Regions from separate parts of the Homo sapiens genome. Here region 1 is linked to region 2. A link is an interaction called in ENCODE POLR2A ChIA-PET data of the cell type or tissue named here. Cell type or tissue: Panc1. All regions are shown on one strand.

Region 1 (2,500 bases), 270 kb before region 2:
GCTGGCTGCCAGTTCTCACCCATGGCTGCACCTGTTTTGGACAGTTTCATCCTGCCCTTCTAGAATGCCAGTGCTTCAAGGGAAGGGCTAGGACCTTGCTGGTATACAGTTGGTGCTCAATTTATAGGTTGTTGAATTAACTCCCATGGACATAACTGAAACCAAGGTTCTTAGCACTGGACTCTCTACTCCTATGCTATTTTCTTTTCAGTTTTATTTATTTATTTATTTATTTATTTATTTATTTATTTATTATTTTTTTGACACAGTCTAGCTCTGTCGCCCAGGCTAGAGTACGGTGGCACAATCTCAACATGCTGCAGCCTCCACCTCCCGGGTTCAAGCGAGTCTCATGCCTCAGTCTCCTGAGTAGCTGGGATTAAAGGCACATGCCACCACATGTATTTAATTTTTTTTTTTTTTGAGACAGAGTCTCGCTCTTGTTGCCCAGGCTGGAGTGCAATGGCACAATCTTGGCTCATTGCAACCTCCACCTCCTGGGTTCAAGCGATTCTCCTGCCTCAGCCTCCCAAGTAGCTGAGGTTACAGGTGCCCACCACCACATCCGGCAAATTTTTGTATTTTAGTAGAGACAGGGTTTCACCATGTTAGTCAGGCTGGTCTCGAACTGCTGACCTCAGGTGATCTGCCCGCCTCGGCCTCCCAAAGTTCTGGGATTACAGGCGTGAGCCACCGTGCCTGGGCTAATTTGTTTTATTTTTAGTAAAGACAGGGTTTCACTATGTTGGCCAGGCTGGTGTCGAACTCCTGACCTCAGGTGATCCGCCCGTCTCGGCCTCCCAAAGTGCTGGGATTACAGGCATGAGCCATCATGCCCGGCTGCAGTTTTGTTTTAAAAATTGTCAGAAAATACATAACATAAAAGTGACCATTTTACCCATTTTAAAGTGTACAGTTCAGTGGCATTAAGTGGATTTGCTTTGTTGTCGTCCTGTGTTAGTTTTTAACCAGTAACTTCCAATCTTGTGTCTCCCTGTATCAGATTTCTTCTTGCCCCAAATGAGTACGTTTAGGGTTGCCTGACTAAACCTTCCTCAACCCCACACGGTGCAATGCCTGGCGGAGATCCTCCAGGGTTCTGCAACTATAGCTGCTGTTCAGTGCAGTGATGATTGTCTCATATAGAGGGGCTTTGTTTATCGTAAATAATGTGCATCAATTTGGGTTCCCAGTTGAAAACAACAAAAATGGACTCTGGTTGATTTAACGAAAAAGAAACTAAGGAAATGAAATTGGAAAACCCATAAGATCAACAGCAAGGCCAGGAAAGCAGTGGAGGCTACAGTCCAGGCTCACCAGGCAGTCAAGTCTGGGGTTGGCCTGTTGCCAAGGCGTGCCCCCACTCTGAGATGCTACAGGCTGCAGGCACTGCTGCTGCCAGCCACCTGCCCCATAGCTGCTGAACTCTCGGTGCTTCCTCTGCCCACGTCCCTCCACCTCCCAGAGTGTGGTGGGGGAGGGGCAGCTTTTGACTAGCTGAGCCTGTCACATTCCCACACCTTAGCAGAGTTGGTGGGGGGGTTAGAATTATCTGACTATCACCATGTGGAGCGTCTTCCAAATCTAAAAAGAAGTTCAAATTTTGGGCCGCCAAAAACCTGACATACAGCCGTCCAGTCCTGTTTCCTCTGAGCTTTTTCTCCTTTGGACAGACGCCCTGTGTTCCTTCAACTGAAACTCATGGATGAGGCCTCCGGATCCCTTACCACATCGTCATTAATTTTTGGTACCCAGAATTGGAAGTAATCTCACAAGTCTGAGGTACAATGGGATTATTTTTTTCCAAACCCTGACCACCCCCCACCTTAACTTTCATGAAGGCATCCGAAGATTTCGTTACTTCTCTAGTCAGCCATAGTACATAGATGACTCATGTTGGCTCATACAATGCTTGTGGTCAACTGAAATCCCCAGATCTTTTTAGGAATGGCTGTAAAGCCAGGTCTTCTCAATTATTTACTTATATAATTGGCTTATTGAACATGTGCAAATTTAACCGAGTAACATAAGACTGTATTTGTAATACTTCAACTATTTAGTTCACACCCTCAAATTCCCTCACGCTGTAGCACAGTGTACTTGGCTACTTCAACCAGAAATTGTAAACTGGCGGTCTGTAGGCCAATTTGACCACACATTTATTTTGTTTGGCTAATATGGTGGTTTTTGAGAACTAAATCGGTTGCCAACTGTTGAACATCAGGAGATGTCATGTAAAAAGCAGCACTTCCAACTTCTCTTGAAAGGTATGAAGGTCTAGCAACATTTGGTCGTCATTCCCCCAGGGCTGGAGCTGGGCAGCAGCTACTTCCTCTGAAGGGTGCAGACAAAGCTCACTGCAGTCCCCACCAGGCCCTGTTGCCTGGGGTTCACCCTGCTTCGTTAATTTCATGCCCTGCCCAGTCACTGTGGACATCTGGGTGCATAGTCTGTGTGTCCTGTGGGTGCTGGTTATGGCAGGGGCAAAAGGGGTAAAGTG
Region 2 (2,500 bases):
AGCGATCCTCCCACCTCAGCCTCCTGAGTAGCCAGGACCACAGGTGCATGCCACCACGCCCAGCTAATTTTAATTTTTTACAGAGACTGGGTCTCACTATATTACCCAGGCTGATCTCGAACTCCTGGACTCAAGCAGTCAGCCTGCCTCGGCCTCCCAAAGTGTTGAGTTTACAAACATGAGCCACTGTGCCTAGCCCAAAAAGGCCTGATTTTTAAAGACCCACATTTGAATCTCTAAAATGTACCCAACCCATTCCAATAGTCAAGGGCATAGGTATACCTCAGTGAATATATTCTTTTTTTTACATCAAGATGTAGCAAGAGGGGAAGGGCCTCCTCGTACTCTGCAGTGACGAGGGGATGGCAGCAGATTCAATGAGACATCTCAGAAAAGGGGTGAGCAGTAGCAATGGTGCTGCTTGTTCACTGTGTAACTTGGAACAGGTCACTTAACCTCTCTGAGCCTCAGTTTCCTTATCTGTAAAATGGCCACATTGCTGTCACCTCGTGGTGGATATAAGGGTCTGATGGGCACATGTGGGGATGAAGGTAAAGTCGGCTTGGCCAGGGGTGGTCACCAGGCCCCTTGCTTCTTCTTTTTTTTTTTGGAGACGGAGTCTCGCACTGTTGCCCAGGCTGAGTGCAGTGGCGTGATCTTGGCTCACTGCAAGCTCAAGCTCCGCCTCGTGGGTTCACGCCAGCCGTTCTCCTGCCTCAGCCTCCGGAGTAGCTGGGACTACAGGCGCCTGCCACCACGCCCGGCTAATTTTTTTTTTCAGTAGAGATGGGGTTTCACCGTGTTAGCCAGGATGGTCTTGATCTCCTGACCTTGTGATCCGCCCACCTCAGCCTCCCAAAGTGCTGAGATTACAGGCGTCAGCCACCACGCACGGCCCCCTGGCTTCTTACTAGCTTAGTCACTGGCAAAGAGTCCCTGGCTTTGGAAGCCTTTCTCCTTAAAGGCTCTTGGAATGTTCCACACACAACTCTTCAGGATGAGGGGTGCCTATGAGGAGGGCGAAGGAACCAGTGTCAAAGGGAATCCTTCCCTCTCCACCGCCCCTGCTTAGTCTCCTGAAGAATGACGTGTTTTACAACTGGCAAGTGTTGATCGAAGTCCAGCCCAGCCCAGCCATCTTGCCTGCCCGTCTCAGTGAGGGGAAGCTCCTGAGATGTCTCCCAACAAAAGCTTCAGGCAGGCAAAGGCCATTCTTCATCTGCTCCTGAGTTTTTGAAGCTTTAAGGCCAGCAACCAGCCTTGGTGGCCTCTGCCGCACTCAGCCATGAGAGTGGGAGCTTCAGGGTAAGGCGAACGCCCCACAGGAGTCTCTGGAACATGTGAGTCTGGTCCATGGAGGGTTCTCAGGGAGGGTGCTGCCATTGGGAAGCCGAGCTTGCAAACAGTGTTCTAGAAGCTTGCTACAACAATGGCATCTGCAAAGAACAGCATCGTCGTCTCTTGGGAGCTGGCAGAAATGCAGAAACTTGGCAACAGCCCACACCTATTGAGCCGGAGTTGGCCTCTGTGAAGGATCCCCAGGTCGTTCAGTGCACACTGAAATAGAAACTCTTTCAGAGCAGGTCTTTGAGCAGAGCCCAGGACACAGTAGGTGCTCAGTCCGTTTTGTTTTCCGAATGGTGCATCCATGAAAAGAGTCATGTGTTGCCTTCTTGTTAAACTGTGAGCACTTGCCCTCCTGCTTGCACCCTTGGCTTCCTGGATTTCCACCAAGATGTGGGTTTCAGGACACATTCCCTCCCTTGTATCGCGCTCCCAAGCCCTGTCGCTCAGTGCTGAGGTTGCTCTTCCTCCACTCTGGGTCAGTGCAGGGGCCCAGGGGGACACAACTACTTTGCGCTGTTTTTCTTTTGAAGCTGGGCACCTCCCACACCACTGCTCTTCTTTTCATGTTACAGCTGCTGTCCTCCCTCATGACTGGCTTGCCAATCTTACTCCTTTTTTAAGAAAAAAAAAACAAAGTCTCCTCAGTCAGACCCAGGGATTTGGGGTGACTATACTCTGGCGCTGTCGTGGACCCAGCGCTGAAATTCCAGGGCTGGCCGCACCTCCCCACCGGAGTCAGGAGACCCATGGCTCCAGGAGCTGCGGGGAGAGAGTCTTCTCTATTCAACCCAGCCCCACCCTCGGACGCAGCCACAAGGCTAAAGAGCACTCTAAACCAAGAGTCCATTCTGTAGAACTGTTTAAAGGATGGATGGAAGAAACTCTTCAGTTTTTCTTACCTTTCTAGACAGTTCTGTGGTTGGAAAGTGGTTGTGGAAGAAAATCACATCTAACCTAAGAAAGCTGGGGAGACAAAGTGTTGGGAGGGGCTTTGCTGAGCCAGCAGGCAGCCACTCGAGGTCACAGAGACCATAGGGTGGTAAGCGGGGTCCCCTGTGGGATGGTGAGCCCTGGCCCAACCTTTACTGTCCCATGGACAAGACTGCACCATCCCCTTGAGCTAATCTCCCACCCCATCCGGTTTCATGTTCCC

Evidence for each region. Peaks named below come from ENCODE experiments on the same cell type or tissue, not always from the same donor. Only the 100,000 strongest peaks of a DNase experiment are listed, where the experiment ranks them.
Region 1: POLR2A ChIA-PET joins it to region 2 with 10 read pairs; 2 of 35 experiments call an interaction of 5 or more read pairs at or near these places.

The regions. Positions count from the first base shown.
Region 1 is chr2:109,123,769-109,126,268 of GRCh38, forward strand. It overlaps a transcript of RANBP2 not described here. Among named protein-coding and RNA genes, the nearest start is that of SH3RF3, 4.2 kb to the right of the region's middle. In Panc1, no CTCF peak of the experiment used is centred here; no DNase peak of the experiment used is centred here; H3K27ac peaks cover 651 bases.
Region 2 is chr2:109,391,918-109,394,417 of GRCh38, forward strand. The region is part of intron 3 of SH3RF3 (SH3 domain containing ring finger 3); the gene reads left to right. It also overlaps a transcript of RANBP2 not described here. Among named protein-coding and RNA genes, the nearest start is that of MIR4266, 80 kb to the left of the region's middle. In Panc1, no CTCF peak of the experiment used is centred here; no DNase peak of the experiment used is centred here.